Regions from separate parts of the Homo sapiens genome. Here region 1 is linked to region 2. A link is a loop called in an ENCODE intact Hi-C map of the cell type or tissue named here. Cell type or tissue: dorsolateral prefrontal cortex. All regions are shown on one strand. Each heading gives the region's core, and the rest is flanking DNA. Links, peaks and the distances in the headings are about the cores only. Region 1 has its middle 56 kb from the start of LINC01094. Region 2 overlaps LINC01094 (long intergenic non-protein coding RNA 1094).

What was found. Hi-C counts contacts between places; a loop is a spot of excess contacts. Peaks named below come from ENCODE experiments on the same cell type or tissue, not always from the same donor. Only the 100,000 strongest peaks of a DNase experiment are listed, where the experiment ranks them.
Region 1: a loop joins it to region 2, with 2.8 times the contacts of the local background. A loop is called at or near these places in 6 of 110 quality-filtered maps.

What each region holds. Positions count from the first base shown.
Region 1 is chr4:78,697,894-78,706,832 of GRCh38, reverse strand. No RefSeq gene overlaps it. Among named protein-coding and RNA genes, the nearest start is that of LINC01094, 56 kb to the right of the region's middle. RefSeq lists an enhancer at 41-673. In dorsolateral prefrontal cortex, for the core only: no CTCF peak of the experiment used is centred there; no DNase peak of the experiment used is centred there; H3K27ac peaks cover 1,595 bases.
Region 2 is chr4:78,648,146-78,657,084 of GRCh38, reverse strand. The region is part of intron 1 of LINC01094 (long intergenic non-protein coding RNA 1094); the gene reads right to left. It also overlaps the pseudogene HIGD1AP13. Among named protein-coding and RNA genes, the nearest start is that of LINC01094, 6.6 kb to the right of the region's middle. In dorsolateral prefrontal cortex, for the core only: no CTCF peak of the experiment used is centred there; a DNase peak (open chromatin) is centred at 4,524; H3K27ac peaks cover 5,633 bases.

The DNA of each region.
Region 1 (8,939 bases), core at 481-8,480, 50 kb before region 2:
CTTGCTATTACCAGGTACTGCTCTAGGTTTGGGGATAAGCAGTGAACAAGAACAGGTTCCTGGCATCATGGGTCTTATATTCTAATTGAAAACAGAAGATAAACAAACATATTCATGACACAAAAAATCATGTCATGGAGTAAAAAGCATCATGAAGAAAACGACAGTAGTGCAAATGGATGGAGAATGCTATGTTAGTGTTAGGGTAGTTATTTTAAGTACATTGCTGTGGTAAGGCTTTTCCAGGGGGGTGACATTCCTTTTGACACTTTACTTTCTTCTCAAGTCTTTCAAGGTGTTGGTGACTCATTTCTGAGCCTGTCGTCTTATATTACCCTTCTTACCTATACCTTATGTCAACACATCCCGCACTGCCTCGCTTTGCATATCCATCCTACTTTCTTATGCTTGCCACACTCTCGACTTCTTCCTGATGATCCCCTATTATCTCCCAAATCACTCCCAAAGTTTCTTTAAACATCTTAGACTGGCCACCAAAAAATTTGCACGTGGGTGCTTAGCACATCCTTTTCAGTGATTTTTAATATTATTCATGTGCCTTGGAAATTGCTGTTTTAGAAATAATTCTACTATAACCCAGAGGTTTTCAGACTTCTGGTATTTAGGGGATAACATACCCTACAAGAGTATATTAAAAGGCTGTAAGGCCTTTTAAGGGTCTTTTAAAGGCTTTGAGGCCAGTCCCTCTCCTAGCTCCTTCAACTCAGCCTTGCAAATGCTGTTTATACTTATAAAAATATCAATTCAATAGAGCTTTGCCTTAATACACAGCCATTGTGGTGGCTATGAAATACCCACTTTATTCTGAGCAACATACATTGAAATCTGGAGTGGAAGTGACCCTTAAAAAAAATCCTATCCATTTTTAGTGTGACTCACATTTTGAATGAAACCCAGACCACCTGTTGTTTATTCTCTACCATTTGGAACTCTACCTTCATTTCTGTGTTTCTTCCAGAGGACATGGAACAGGGATTTCCACATAGTCTTCCATTAAATAAATAAATCCAATAGTGGAGTGGGTCCTGGGAGTTTCATTAAACTACATGCAAAGGCTGAATTTCTGCATTTCTTGGCCAGGACTTTGAGATTGTACACCATCTATAGCATGTGACCGTGCTTAGCACAGTACCTGGACTATAATTGTGACTGAATGTATCAATAGATAAAAAGAGAAGGGCAATGTCTGGTAATCAAATATTCACAAGCTCTTCAAAACAATTTGATTCTGTTACATGTATCATTTGGAAACTGTCTATGTCAGCTTTTAAGGTGCTTTTATTTTAATAATGCAAAGTAGTTTTTATTAGAACAGTAAACAGGAAACTGTATTATCTGCACAGACTCAGTGGCCTACAAAAAGAGGACTTTGCACTCTAATTAAGAACAAAGCACCCAATTACATCAGATTGAACTTCAGAATCACCTCTTTGTTTTTGTTTCATCTTGTAATGCTGAACAAGGATTCAGAGGGAGTGGGTCAGGCAAAGAAGCTATTTGAGGATTTAATTAAAGGATTGCGTCTCATGTCCGCTTTAGGAGCTGCTCAGGTGAAGCAGAAGGATGGTAGCATTGAGGAGGTTGAGAAGCTAGTTGCCAGTTTTGCAGGCTCTGAGATTTCATTCTGTCAGTTTGCCAAGGAATGAGCTGTCAGGCTCTGTCTACTTCACAGCTTCTCCCCCTGGGTCTGTGCCTTCTGATTCTAGCTTCAGGCTTAGCCTCACCCAGACTGTATGGCTCATCTAGCCTCATCGTTTGAGAACTTGTTAGAAATGCAGAATCTCAAGCCCCACCCAAACTTTCTGTGTCAGAATCTACATTTTAGCAAGATCACATGTCTGCATATTAAGCTTTGACAAGCATGATTCCATGGGGCTCTAGCCCAGCACAAAACAGCATGGTTATCAAACTTTAGTGAGCTTCAAAATCATTGACAAATATAAGAAAATGAAAAGACCTGGTCTCCTACTCCAGGGATTTTGATCCAGAGAGTCTAAGATGGGGCCTTGGAATCTGCCCTTTCTTGGGTATATGCTGCTGGTCTAGTTCCAACAGTTGGGTTTCTGCATGCTTTTGTGTCTTTATCCCGGTTCTATTAATTAGCACCATTGTGTCTTGTTCTTTGCTTAAGAACTGTTTCCAGTGTTGGTTTCAGAATTTCTATGCAGAAAGATCTTAGTACAGTAATCCAGTTTGATAAAGGAAGCTTGAAGCTGTTTTTGTCTAACACTTATTTATTTATTTATTTATTTATTTATTTATTTATTTATTTCACTCTGTCACCCAGGTCTCACTCTGTCACCCAGGCTGTCACCCAGGTCTCACTATTTATTTATTTATTTATTTATTTATTTATTTATTTATTTCACTCTGTCACCCACATCTCACTGTCACCCAGGCTGGAGTGCAGTGGGACAAATCTTGGCTTACTGCAACCTCCACCTCCTAGGTTCAAGGAATCTTCCCACCTTAGCCTCCCAAGTACTTAGAACTGCAGGTGCACACCACCACACCAGGCTAATTTTTGAATTTTTTTGTAGAGACAGGGTTTCACCATGTTGCCCAGGCTGGTCTCACTGTCCAGGGCTCAATGAATCCTCCGGCCTCAGCCTCCCAAAGTGCTGACTTTGTGGGCTACTGCACCCGGCCTTGAGTAAAAGTCTTAACAGAATGTATCCATTAGGAAGAGTAATTTCCCAGTGGAACTGGGGGTGCTAGAATAGACGCCTGGAAGCCAAAAAGCAATGAATGTCTGCCACACCTATTTAGTGTGTAAATAGTGGGTCAAGTCTTGCTACCCAATGGTGCAGTTCTATTGCTTTTCAGATTTTATGGAAATGCCTTTGCAAAAATTATAACAGTGAGAAAATTATGACAGTGAAAGAAATCTGACCTAACTAACTTTATCTTGCCTTTAGCCTTCAAACTTCCCTTAGTCATTCCTGGGCATGGACCAAGCTAACTGTGGGAGAAATTTAGTTTATTGTTTAACCTTAAAGCAAGGATGATAATAGCCCTTCCTCAAACTACCCCCTCCTTAGTTGGGGACCAAAACTGCCTTTGTAAAAGTAATGAAAGCCCACAATATTAGGATTATGAAAGGGACCTGAATTCTGCTAAGATGTAGACATAGTTAAATGAGAATCAGCCATTGTTCTGGAGGTCACAAGATTTATAACTTCCTCAATTACTCCTATAAATAACATCACTATTATAGAACCTAAGATGGCCATTTGAGATGTCTTTTCAGACTTTTGCATTTCCGAGGACCAGATGATTCCACCTGAACCTGCAATTCTTAACTCAACTGGTCCTGTGGCCCCCACCCAGAAGAAGACTCAGCACACAAGTACTGTTTTCCACACCCCTATGGTTTTATCTCCAACCAATTAGCAGCACCAATTCCCTAGCCACTTGCCTGCCAAAAATTATCCTTAAAAAACCCCAAATATGGGGGGAGGCTGATTTGAGTAATTATGAAACTCAAGTCTCCCATTTAGCTGGCACTATGTGTATTAAACTCTTTCTCTATTGCAATTCCCCTGTCTTGATAAATTGGCTCTATCTGGGTAGCAGACAAAATAAACCCATTAGGCAGCTATAAATTTGGGGCTTGTCCATGATAGCCTTTGTAGGTACTTGCCTGTGGTTCAGCAGCCTCTCACTGGCAATGGATTCAGAGGCCAGCCCAAATGGCCACTTAGTTTTCTTGGACTAAGGACTACCCCTGGCACCATCTCTTCTAGTAGGGTGCTATTTACCCATAATGCATGGATCTAATTGCAATGGAGAAATATTTCCTGAAAGACATCCAGTATTTCAGGTGCTGCCAACATCCCCTTCCTTCTCCTGATCTGTTGGCCTCTCTAGAGGCACTGTTGTCCCATCATGGGAACTATCCGGCTCTCCCTAGATTGTAGGAAGAATCTCGGTTTCGGGAGATCTCTCCCCTGTTGGATGGAGCATAGGAGACCTGTTTGGAAGAATGCTCTTCCGGTTTGAAGAACGAATCTGGTCTGGAATCTTGGTTTAAAAATTCTTCTGTTTGTCTTTAGTTCACTGTGTGTGTTTATATATGTGCAGAAAATCTCTAAAGGAATGGCTGATGGAAGTCCAGCCGGCTCTCCTGTTTTGTCTGACCAGTCACATTCAGTAAGCCCTGAAGGAAGTGTTAGAGGGAGCTCAGCAGGTCTAACTCAGGGTGACCATCTGCCCTTCCATCCTGCCCTTCCATCCTGCCCTGAGACCACCTGTTAAAATTCCCAGTCAGAGGTGATCCCTCCCCATCTTGAGTGGATGAACGGGCACAAATTTGAGCCTTGCCAGGTCCATACTTGGGCACTGAGTGGGATATCTAGTGTCTGTGTTCTGTCACGTGTATTTCACTCTGGCCAGAATTGGAAATGTTAATTTGGTTCCCCCATGTAGCCTGTTGGGTGGCAACTTGCAAAATTGAGAAGCTTTTGCCTATGGTTCCGTGAAATGAAAAAGGACAATTTTTTTTTTTTTGAGACAGAGTCTTACTCTGTCACCCAGGCTGGAGTGCAGTGGTACAATCTCAGCTCTTGCAACATCTGCCTTTCAGGTTCAAGTGATTCTCCTCCCTCAGCCTCCTGAGTAGCTGAGATTACAGGCACCCGCCACCACACTCAGCTAATTTTAGAATTTTTAGTAGAGACGGGGTTTCTGCATGTTGGTCAGGCTGGTCTCGAACTCCCAGTCTTCAGTGATCCACCTGTCTTGGCCTTCCAAAGTGCTGGGATTACAGACATGAGCTATCACGCCCAGCCCGGATGATTTTCTTTTGTAATGCGGCCCCCATAGCTATGGTGCAGCAAGCAGGATCATCAAAAGCTGCTTCACTCTTCTGGAAGTCACAGAGAGAGGAAACCCAGAAACCTGACAAGCTGACAAAAGGGTAAGAGTTTCTTACCAGCCAGGCTTCTGGTCTCTCCATTTGTGTAAACTGGTTGAGTGAATGGTAAAAGTTACTGTTTTTCTCCTTCGCAAAGTTTTGATTAATAGGATAAAGGATTTGTGTGACTAGTCTTTTCATCTTTTCTGTGTTGTTCTGTCGTGGAGAGGGGTACCATAGTGTAGAATGTGGGCTTAGAACCCCTATAAGCCTGCTGTTGGAGCCAGCCCTGCAGACTGGTCAGTTACATACTTTGCTGTGGATCTCCAAAACAAAAACCAGATGAGGTTTTCCTTTCATCTTGTTTTATGTCCTTGAGAACTTGACTTTGTGATCATGTGGAGGTACTCTCTCTTGGTCTCTGCCATCCAGACGGTGGGAATTTTTGGTTTTATGACATGCAGCAATTCTAAAAGGACACATGATAATATCATGGCTAGCCTTAGGAATACCCTTGAACAGTTAAAATCTTTTGCAAACTCAAAACTACCTGCTCTAGATTGCTTCTGGGAAAAATAATAGCAACTGCCTCATGGCTGTAGCTCAGTAACTAAGGTTTTGCCCTTTTGCTACAGCAGCCTCGGTTCAATTCTCAGCTCAGGAAATAGGCCCTTTCTGGTTTGATATTTGTGTGACTTTTGCAATGTGTTGATTCTTTACCCTTCCATGAACAACTTCTAACTTTCTGTCTTGAATGTTCTTTTCTCAGAGCCACCTTTGGGGGGAAAACTGTGAAAACTGCTTGCCACCTCTTTAAGAATACCTCTGACACCCATGGTGAAATCATAACCTTAGTTAAGGCTTATCAGTTTCACATGGGAGGTTACTTTAGGTAAAAAACAGAAATATTGGCTGTTTGTCCTGGCTAAAATCTAATGATGAAAGATTTAAAAGCGTTTTCTATTGAGAGCCCTATAGCTGAAAATTGTCTTAATAAAGGCTAATATTTGGGCTATATGTGTCTAGATATTGTTTAAAAGCCCCTGCTCTCCCTCTGTAAAAACTTCTCAGTCAACAGAATTCTGATTGTTTGTCATTTACTCCTGTCTGTACCCCCTTCCTCTTGTATCTAATCTTTTTGATTTTTTTTTTTTTTTTGAGTTGGAGTCTCACTCTGTCACTCAGGCTGGAGTGCAGTGGGGCAATCTCAGCTCACTGCAACCTCTGCCTCCCGGGTTCAAGCAATTCTCTTGCCTCAGCCTCCTGAGTATCTGAGACTACAGGTGTGTGCCACCACACCTGGCTAATTTTTTGTATTTTTGGTAGAGACAGGGTTTCACCATGTTAGCCAGGATGGCCTTGATCTCCTGATCTCGTGATCCACCTGCCTCAGCCCCTCAAAGTGTTCAGGTGTGAGCCACCTTGCCCGGCCATCTTTTTGAATTTTTGGAGGAACTAGAAATTACTTTGAATTATAAAACATTTTAATCTAGATATGTAATAGCTAGATAAGAGCCATACTTTTAAAAATGGCTAATGGTAATTGCTTACAATGAATAATTATTACTACGGGGCGATATTCCTTTCTTTGCACATGTAAATAAGAAAAGTATGCTCTTACACAGCAAAAAGGTATAGAATAGAAAATGGACTGATTACAGAGTGGGCTAACTGGTACTGGATTGTCCAGCAGCCTTGGGAAAATGTCCTTATAATAAAATTCACTATGGAAGTATTGCATTCTCATCCTATAGTGTTTCCCTCTTTTGGGGACCCAGGATTCAGTGTAAAAATGAGATCCTTGAATTTGGGGATCTATTTTGCCTTCCAGCCATGCTTGCTTATTAGGCCCTAGGATCTGCATGCTTTCCTATCCCTATTCCTTAAGAGTCTCCACCCTAAAGCCAAAATCCAATGAAGAAATTTACATCTTTAAGGAAATCTCCATATGTCAGAGTGTCTACTTTTCCTGGACATCTTGAGTAAACTTTACCCACACAATTTTCCCTTGGTTTAAATAAAATATTAATTCTCCATTTTGTTTCATCTAAGAATTATCCCTTTAAAAACATAAATTTGGAACTGCCTGGCTGACACTTTTTAGGTCAGCAACAGGTAATCAAGAGACTGAGGGTTTAAAATTAAAAAAAAAAAAAAACTTTAAAACTGGTAAATGGAAATCTCATAACTTATAGGCAGCGCAGACACATGTGCTTCTGTTAATGTATCTATATTTGTCATGTGAGTGATGTTTCACTACAAAAACATATAAAAGAACTCTAAGTAATTAGCTTTAAAAAATAAGCACCTAGAGCTGGGCGCAGCGGCTCATGCCTGTAATTCCAGCACTTTGGGAGGCTGAGTTGAGTCGATCATGAGGTCAGGAGTTCAAGACCAGCCTGGCCAACATGGTAAAACCCCATCACTACTAAAAATACAAAAATTAGCCAGGCATGGTGGTGCGTGCCTATAATCCCAGCTACTTGGGAGGCTGAGGCAGGAGGATCTCTTGAACCCAGGAGGTGGAGGTTGCAGTAAGCCAAGACTGCACCACTGCACTCCAGCCTGGGGACAGAACGAGACTCTGTCAAAAAAAAAAAAAAAAAAAAAAAGCACTTAAATCAGATGTTTTGTTAAAAAAAAAAAAAACTTCAATGTGTTTTAGTTCATGTGACTCTAATAATCCTTTAAAAATACAGTTTTTAAAAAGTCTTCAAAATTTAGACATTTGTTCATTAGTTCTGTCCTGTGTCCTAGGCTCTACACCTGGTACGTAATTAAACTTGCTTTCACTAAAAACAAAAGTCATGTGTTCTTAATAAAGAGACATGGAAACTGGGCATGATGGCTCATGCCTGTAATCCTGACACTTTGGGAGGCAAAGGCAGAAGGATCACTTGAACTTAGGAGTTCAAGACCAGCCTGGGTAACAGAGTGAGACCCTGTCTCTACAAAATAATACAGAATTAGCCAGGCCTAGTGGCTCAGGCCTATAGCCCCAGCTACTCAGGAGGCTGAGGCAGGAGGATCGCTTGAGCCAGGGTGGTCAAGGTTGCAGTGAACTATCATCAGGTTACTGTACTGCAGCCTGAGCAATAGCATGAGACCCATCACACACACACACACACACACACACACACACACACACCCCACCACCACCACCACCAGCACCACCACCACCACCAACAACAACAACAAGAACGACAACAAAACAAAAATAAAAAGAGACGGAAATGTGATTATTTATTTATTTATTTTTGAGACACAGTCTCACTTCATCAGCTAGGCTGGAGTGCAGTGGCACTATCTTGGCTCATTGCAACCTCCACCTCCCAAGCTCAAGCGATTCTTGTGCCTCAACCTCCTGAATAGCTGGAATTACAGGCACATGCCACCACGCTCAGCTAATTTTTGTATTTTTAGTAGAGGCAGGGTTTCACCATATTGGCCAGACTGGTCTCAAACTCCTGACATCAGGTAATCTACTCACCTCAGCCTCCAAAAGTGCTGGGATTACAGGCTTGAGACACTGCCCCTGGCCGAAGTGTGATTTTTTTTACCAAAAATAATTTTGACTAGTTTAAAGAGTTTAAGGATTAAGTTTTAAAAAGATAAAACTAAATTTTTTAAACATATTATAAAAGGCTCATAAAAACTGATCTCATAAAAAAATTCTATCAGTGTGAGCAAATTGGCAAAAATTTAAAGGGGGTTATTTAATTTTTCTATAAATTAAACATTAATATGAAAACCACACTGATGTGGGGCCAGAGTCTGCACTCCTGTGTCTAAATAACAGGGTTTTCATTAAGCATTAATCTACTCCTTAATAAAATAATTATAAAGGATTAAAAGAATTTATAGGTATCTTACCTTATGGTCAAACTAATTAAAATTAGATTTGTTTATATGATTTTATTAAAAAATAGCTTTAAAATTAATGATATACAAAGATGGAATTTGGTTTACTCTTTTTAAAAAATTTTTTTGTGTAATATTGAGAGACAATGAAAATTTTTATTTGCCTTGTAGATAAACTGCAGGAAAAAAAGGAGAGAAGAAA
Region 2 (8,939 bases), core at 442-8,441:
GATGAAACTGAACTGTGAATTGGGAAGACAGCAACGCATTAAAGCCACAGGGCTGTGAAAGACACTCGAAAAGGACAATGTAAAAGTGGCGAGGGACTCAGAATGAACTATGGATTAAATAAGCATTGACAAATAGATAACGAAGTCTAAATTTTCTTATTGAAATGACCTAAAAACAAACTTAGTCATATTATTATCATTCTAGGAGTATTCTATTGTACTAGAATTGCATTGAATCAAATACTGTTTGAAATAAATGGATAAATTTATTTCTGTTGCTAACATATAGAGATATCTCATAATGGTGTTGGTTAATAGTAATAGGTAACAATTAACACAATGCCCACAATACTTTATAGGTAACATCATTTAATCCTGACAAATATTTTTTTGCTTGTTTTTTTGAGACAGGGTCTCCCTTTGTCACCCAGGCTGGAGTGCAGTAACCTGATCATGGCTCACTGCAGCCTTGATTTTCCAGGCTCAAGAGATCCTCCTGCTTCAGCCTCCTGAGTAGCTCGGACTACATGCATGCCCCACCACACTTGCCTAGTTTTTTTTTTTTATTTTTAGTAGAAACAGGGTCCCACTATGTTGCCCAGACTGGTCTCTAACTCCTGAGCTCAAGTGATCCTCCCGAAGTGCTGGAATTACAGGCATGAACCACTGCATCTGGCCAAAAAATCTTAAAAGGTATATGATATTAACACTTTCAATTTATAGATGAAGTCTCTGAGGTTGTATGATTTGTTAAGGCTCAAGTTACGGGCCAATGTAGAATAGTTTATGACAATAGCTTCCCAGTCTTGACTCCAGAGCCTGGGTTCTCTGTGCCATTTGATCAATACATGACATGACATTCTACTGAGCACACCTCTGGCTCATTTCCATTTCCATTTGCTCTGTTTACCAGAATTGTTGCTATGTCCCTTTGCCAACCTTTGAAGAGAGAGGTAATGGGCAGCAAAATGCCCAGAATTAAGGAACAACCCAAGGAAGATGAAAGAATCCGAGATAATAAGGCCCAACGTCAAGTCAGTTATTACAGATTGTAAAATTCAAGTCCCTCATTAGAGTGAGTAAATTTTTGACCTCTAATTAAAAGTCTTGCTAAAAGAATTTTAGCAGGTTAGTGACAAAATCCTTGGACTAAGAAGAGAATGACCAGTAAGTTATTTTATGTACACTTATTTAATAATATAGCATTACTTTTTGAAGATTACTGTGTTAAGAGTCTAATGTAACAGCCTTATTATAACTTAGAATATTGATTTGAACATCAGCATAAAATAAGGCACCCCTGAATTTTTCCCAACCAAGAAAAATGTCCTTGTACTGTGGCCACAGGACGTGTATCTTTCCCTCCCTCCCTCCCTCCCTCCGTTCCTTCCTTCCTTCCCGTCTTTCTTTTCTTTTCTTTCTTTCTTTTTTTTTTTTTGGAATCTTTCTCTGTCACCCAGGCTGGAGTGCAGTGGCATGATCTTGGCTCACTGCAACCTCCGCCTCCTGGGTTCCAGCAATTCTCGTGACTCAGCCTCCCAAGTAGCTGGGATTACAGGCGCCCACCAATATGCCCAGCTAATTTTTGTATTTTTAGTAGAGACAGGGTTTCACTATGTTGCCCAGGCTGGTCTTGAACTCCTGGCCCCAGGTGATCCATCCACCTCAGCCTTCCAGAGTGCCGAGATAACAGGCGTGAGCCACCGCGCTCGGCCAGCATGTGTATCTTTCTAACGTAACTTACACTCTTGACACAGTAATCTTCAAAAAGACTGTCAGTTCTTTTGGCATTATTATTGCTATTTGACATTACTGTTATTATTCATATAATAACAATAACTTGGTGTGGTTAAGTTCTTTGTCTAAGGTCACATAACATAGTAGATATTTCAAATTTCTCCAAAATATTTCACCCAAAATTCATACTGTTTTCCAGTAAGGTCCAAATTGGATTAAATTTAAGTTTATGTCACTTTAATGCAGTTGTTTTTAAAGAAATAAAAACTTTGCATCAGAATCCAGAGCATATGTTTCTCATTTGGCTGCCATTCCTGCTTTGTGGCATGCAGAGTTCACTTCCCCAATCAGGACAGTTTTGGATGGCTGCTGCTCTTTCATAACCCAGCTGGTTTGTAATCCTCGTTAGGTTAGGGAATGAGCCCCTCAGACACTATTGCTCAGAATTCTTTAAAGTCTTAAGGCAGATTCTCTCTGGGTGCAGTAGCTGACACCCATGATGTGCTCTAACACTTGGGACAGTGGGGTGGAAGGATCACTTGAGCCCAGGAGTTTGAGACCAGCCTGGGAAACATAATCAGACCCCATCTCTAAAAAATAAAGAATAAAAAATTAGCTGGGCATAGTGGTATGCACCAGTAATTCCTGGGGGTCAGGGGTCAGGGGCTGAGGCTGAGGCAGGAAGATCTCTTTAGCCCACGAAGTCAAGTCTGCAGTGAGCTACAATCACACTGGTGCACTCTATCTAGCCTAGATGACAGAGTAAGACCCTGTCACACACACAAAAGGCAAACTCTAAATGAACAGAAAGACCTACATATACTTATATGGATGAAGGCAACACAGAACACCAAGAGGCTTCCACTCAGAGCACAATCATGTTGTTGGGAATTTGAGGGCAGATGTAGAAAGATACACATGCTGTGACCACAGTGCAAGGACACTTTTCTTTGTTGGTAAAAATTCAGGGATGCCTTATTTTATGCTGACGCTCAAATCAATATGCTTACTGGTAAATGCTCCTGGGCTAAGGCTGTTAGAAGATGGAACGCTGCTGTTAGCTTGCTTCCATACAGAATGGATTTCTAGACTTCCATAATTTTATTTGATTTGGATTAATGGGGCTTGAATATATTCATGTGATAAAACAACTGAAAATCATGTTGCTCTTTGTAGGATAAAATGAAATATAAATAGATTGTTAAAAAAATCCAGTTTATAATTTTGTTTTGAATCATATACTATTGTATACTATTATAGGAGAATGATAATATTCTTAAAACCAAAGGAATATGTAAAAGGTATGGAGAAAAATGTGTAATTGAGAACATTCTATCCATTAACATCTTTTTTCTGTAATATTTTGTGTGGAAAAGATAGCTAGTTGCCTAACCTTGATTCTTATCCCAGCAGAATAGCTCTCAAGACAAAAACTACATTTCCTAGTCACCCCTGTGGCTAACTGTGGCCACGTGACTAATCTCTGTCAAAGATATGAAAGCATAATTCCTAGATAAAACGTTTAGAAGGGCTACTTAACACAATTTTACTCAGCTGGGGGTGATACTTTCTGCATCTCCTTCTTATTTTGGCTTGCAATGCAGGTGTGATAACTGGAGCTTCAGCAGCCCAGAGATGACCTTAATAATAAAAGCCATGTGTTAAGATAATAGAGAAAAGAGCCTGGGGGTCCCAGATGATATTATGGAGTGGCCATAGCTAGATAGTTTCTCTTCCAACTCCTTTTATCTGAGAAAAGAAACCCCCAAATTCCAGCTTGCTTTAGGCTTTGGTAGTTTGCTTTTTTTTTTTTTTTAAATGTGCAGCAAAACCTAATCCTGATATATTAGCAATAAAATCCTCTACTCCCAGTCCTAGCATTGAATTTCAGAACCCAAACACCTAAAACTACTGATAATCAGTATAAGAGTATAATTTGAGAACCATGAGTTTGGTTCTTGTCTGTGGATTTTCACTGAAAAAATTATAAAAATAATTATTGAAACTAACTTCTATTTTTATCGTTGTAAGTCTTGCTTTCACTGAAAAAAAGAAAAGAATAGGTAAGTGGCACTGGATCTCATTTGCATTTTCTTTCTCTGTCTCTGTCTGTCTCTCTCTCTGTCTCTCTCTGCCTCTCTCTCTCTCTGCCTCTCTCCCCAAGTAATATTCAGCAATGATGTAAGTTTTGTTCTGGTCAAAGTATTTATTTACTTATTTTTCGCATATCTATCTAACACTTTAAGTTCATTAAGTATACCCACATAATTATCTCTTATGATTCTCATAATAGATCCATGAAGTAGGCAAGACAAACATATTTCCATTTCTACCAAAGTGGAAACTGGGTTTTCATCCTCATTACATCAATTTGAGGCAGATGGGACTATTATCTCTAACATACATAAAGCAGAATCATGAAATGATCACATCATTTCACCCAGTGCCTTGAATACAAGCTGGCATTCAATACATACTTGCTGGATGCCTGGTTGAGTGCCTGGGTAAGTGAGTGAATAAGGAAAATGATGCAGGGAAATTAAAGGAGGTATCAGAGTCACAACATTGGAATTAAAATGAGGGGTTTTCACTTCTATTCTAGTTCTTTTTTCATTAATTATACCGTGTTGCCTCTCCCTAGAAATTCATTCTTCAATTTGCTGAGTTGTCCATTTGAGTGTACTGTGAGTGGAAGGCAGTTTTCAGATGGTCATCAATGGTGAACTTCAGCTGATGTCCCAGCACAACATTGTACACACCACAAAACAGTTTGCTTCCACTGGCAGCTCTCCCAATCCTCACATATTAATGCTTTGCCAACAGCTATTGTCTTTGACAAGTGACTGTGCTGGCAACATAGCATTTCCTTAAACAAAGCCCTTCACATGGATAGCCAGCAAGGAGTCCCATTTCTAGCTTTGCCTGATACCCTCACACAGCTAGAGTATTTGTTTTACTTGGGAAAATGTTCCAGGAGGCTCTGTGCTTGTGGTAATTGTTGTGGTTTAACAACAGTTTAAAGATTTGAACTAGGAAACATAACAGCCCCAGTGGATCCTAACATTTAGAACATTTTCTTTCTTCTGAAGGAGCTAAGAAATAAACAAGAGCCAGAAAAATCTGAAATTATCACCCTGGGTTATTCTAAGATGTGTGTCTGAAGTGAATTTACATTTTTTTTTTTTTTTGGCAGACAACTGAGACAAATATTAAATGATTTCTCCTAAGTCACCTAATTTGTCAAGCTATTAGCTATAAAGTCTAAGTCAGGGTGTTCAAGGCTTCCCTGGGCCACATTGGAAGAAAAATTGTCTTGGGCCACACATAAAATACACTAACACCAATGATAGCTGATGAGCTTAAAAAAAATCGCAAAACAATCTCATAATGTTTAAGAAAGTTTACAGATTTGTTCTAGGCCATATTCAAAGATGTCCTGGACCACATGCAGTCTGTGGGCCGTGGGTTGGACAAGCTTGGTCTAGGTCCTATACTACTCAGTTAGCTAGTGGATGGAATTCTAAGCCTGCCATTTGCTGGCTGTGCAAAATTGGAGAAATTAATATTTCTCTCTGAACCTCAGTTTGATTTTTTTTTGTTTTTTGAGACAAGGTCTTGCTCTGTCACCCAGGCTGGAGTGCTGTGGCACAATCATGACTCACTGCAGCCTTGATTTCTTAGGCTCAAGTGATCCTCCCAGATCAGCGTCTTGAGTAGCTGAGATTACAGGTGTGTGTCACCATGCCCAGATAAATTTTTAATTTTTTGTAGAGAGAGAGTCTTGCTGTGTTGCCTATGCTGGTCTCAAAATCCTGGGCTCAAGCCGTCCTCTTGCCTTGGCCTCCCAAAGTGCTGAGATTACCAGCATGAGTCATTTCACCAGGCCCGAACCTCAATTTGTATATATTCATAGCTGGAATAATGTTTCTTGACTCAAAAGTTGTCAAAAGTTTAAATGAGATGTAAGGGGTTTAGAAATTTAGAAGTCACTCGATTCCATGTTAGTTTCTTTCCTTCCCCCACTAAATCTATTTCTAGAACCCCTTGCCATATTTTGTGACCAAGGAGAAGCACTGAGAAATCCAAAATAAGCTTTATCAAAGCATTCTAATTTGCTTTAGTATAGACAAGTTTAAAATTTCCCATAACATGTATAATTCACAAAAATACCTAAGAGGATCTAGAAAACAATTGGCCTGGTTTACTTCACCTGTGATAATTCTGGTTCTTTGGTGTATTATACTTTTGGCCAGGATTCTGTAATAGGACTCAGAAAATTGAGTGAAAACATCTTGGTGCCAATGACTTTCTCACAATCTGGACCCAAAAGTCCTTACCTATCTATGCCTTTTCATAGCATGCCCATACTTTATTCAGCAAGTGTATTTGAAGCACCAAGTATGTGCCAGGCACTATCTAGGTGCTAAGTATACAGCAATGATCAAAATAGATAAAAGAACTGTCTGTCAGTAGGGGCAGACAGACAATAAACCAAATAAGTGAGGTCTGTTGGTGAGTGATAAGCATGATGGAGAAAAATAAGGTAGAAAGAGAGACATGGAGTGTTGGGGGCAGGAGTTTGCAATTAAACATGGTAGGAAAGTCGCATGAGAAGATGAACAAGTAAAGACATAAAGGAGGTAGGAAATGAGCTCTGCAGAAATCTGGAAGAGCAGAAAGCATGGGAAGTACATAGACCCTGAGGCAGGAAAGTGCCTGGCATATTTATAGAACAGTAAGAAGGCCAGTGTGGCTGCAGCAGAGACAAACAAAGGAGAAAATAGCAGGACATGAAGTGAGATGGGTAAGGAGATGGGGAGGGGGCAGATTGTGTATGGCCATTATAAGGACTTTGTATTTTACTCTGAGTGAAATGGAAGTATTTGGTAGGTTTGAGAAATGACATGATCTGACCTATGTTTTAAAAGAACTATTTCAACCGCTGGGTTGTGAAATAGGCTGAAAAGCAGTGAGATCAGCAAGGAGATGGTTGCAGTATCCAGTGAGACATGATGCAAATATTTGCTGATGGATGGGATGTGGGGTGTGAGAGACAGAGATAAATCAAAAAGGACTCCAAGTTTTTTGGCATGAGAAAGTAAAAAGATGGCGTTGCCTTCAACTTATGTGCACAAGACTACAGGAAAAACAGGTTTGGAGGCAGATCAGCAGTCTGGTATTGGACATACACATTTGAGATGATTATTAGTCATCCAAAGAGAGATGTCATGTAGGAAATTAGATATCAAGTCAAGACACACGGGAGAAATCTGGGCTGGAGATATGAAAATGTGAGTGTTGTCAACCTATACATGGTATTGAAAGAAAAGAAGACAGATATTTATGTGCATAGAGACAGGCAAGTGGGTAAGAGGTGGTGGAGGGAGCTTGTGGAAGGTCTCTACTGCATGCTTCAATTTTCCCAGTGGAATGAGAAGCCAGGTTATCCATAGGGAGTTTCTAGTTAAGGGACAGGAGGAATGGCACACGCCTAGCTGTAGAGTAAGAGTGATTCCCAGTAATAACTGCCAGACTACTAGTCTTTATCTGGCCTAAGTTTCCCAGACTCTGGAAGTCTAGGGCTCATTCTGTCAGTGTCTCTCTTTGGTCCACCATCCCAGGCTTCAGTTTTTCTCACCTGTATCTTTGTGGTAGGGTAAACATACAACGTGGCTCTTTCCTAAACAGGGACTTTAGTATCCTGGCTCAGAGAACCTGCTCTTCCAAGTCATTTGAATGTAGCGTGCCTGGAAAGAAGAAGAAGGAACCATAGAGTTCAACAGCTTCAAACCTTGCTCCATGTTTTTTTACGTGAATCCTAGGGAAACAATTTTATTTGTGGTAAAAGATTTATATGTACAGATGTCCATAAGTGTTATTTATAATTTAAAAATGTGGAAACACTCTAAGCATCCCAAGAAGGGGAACTTTTAAATAAATTGTCATACACCTGTAAGATAAAATATTATATAAGCATTAAAAGCAATGTTTACAACAATGCTTAATAACATGGCAAATGACTATAATATGTTAGATAAAAAATTAATATAGAGGTCAGTTGGATTGTGAGAGATTTTCTCACTCTAGGAAGATTCTTCAATCACTATGTCAACAGACACAGATGTTTCCCTTTCTTCCTATGATAAAGATCAAGGATCCAAACTTGTTCGAAAAGTTGAAGAGCCACCATTTGTTCTCACTGGAATGGCAGGCTTTCCAGCAATTGTTCCATAAGGATTATACAAATGGAAGAGCAGAGGAAATGCTAAAAGGTCCCTTCTCCTGATCCACATGTGTTGTAGAAGCAATGACTGTTGGTATGGGCTGTTCTGTGTATTAGGAATTCTGGGCAAAGCCTAAGCCTTGGAAGGAGGATGCTGTCTTGATCTTGTAAGAGGACCTTACTTTAGTTAGACATCTCATTATTGAGGTTACATGTTTATGTTGGAAATAAATTATTTGAGTGGGTTCAGACGATAACACGGTATTTTGAATACTGGCTTCCTTTCTTGCATGCTTGATTTGCCTGGTGACCAAATTACTAGTGACTAGTTCACTAACTAGGTCATTCAGGGAAGTCAAGTTAACACAAAGGAAACATGTCACCTAATTCCACTTGATGATGTTAAAACTTTAAAACCACCTTCTTAGACTGTAAAGATTAAATTAGGACCGGGTGTGGTGGCTCATTCCTGTAATCCCAGCACTTTGAGAGGCCAAGGCGGGTGGATCACTAGAGGCCAGGAGTTTGAGACCAGCCTGGCCAACATAGCAAAACCCTGTCTCTACCAAAAATACATACACACACACACACACACACACACACACACACACACACACACACACAATTAGCTGAGGGTGGTGACACATGCCTGTAATCCCAGCTCCTTGGGAGACTGAGCCATGAGAATCACCGGAACCTGGGAGGCGGAGGTTGCAGTTACTGTACTCCAGCCTGGGTGATAGAGGGAGACAGAAAAGAAAGATGAAAGAAGGGAAGAAAGAAAGAAAGAAAGAAAGAGAGAGAGAGAGGGAGGGAGGGAGGGAGGAAGGAAGGAAGGAAGGAAGGAAGGAAGGAAGGAAGGGAGAAAGAAAGAAGAAAAAAGAAAAGAAACAGAAAAGAAAAGAAAGGAAAAGAAAAGAAAAGAAAAGAAAGAAGAAATTAGTTCTAAAGAAGATAGCTGGCGATCCCTGAAGTATTC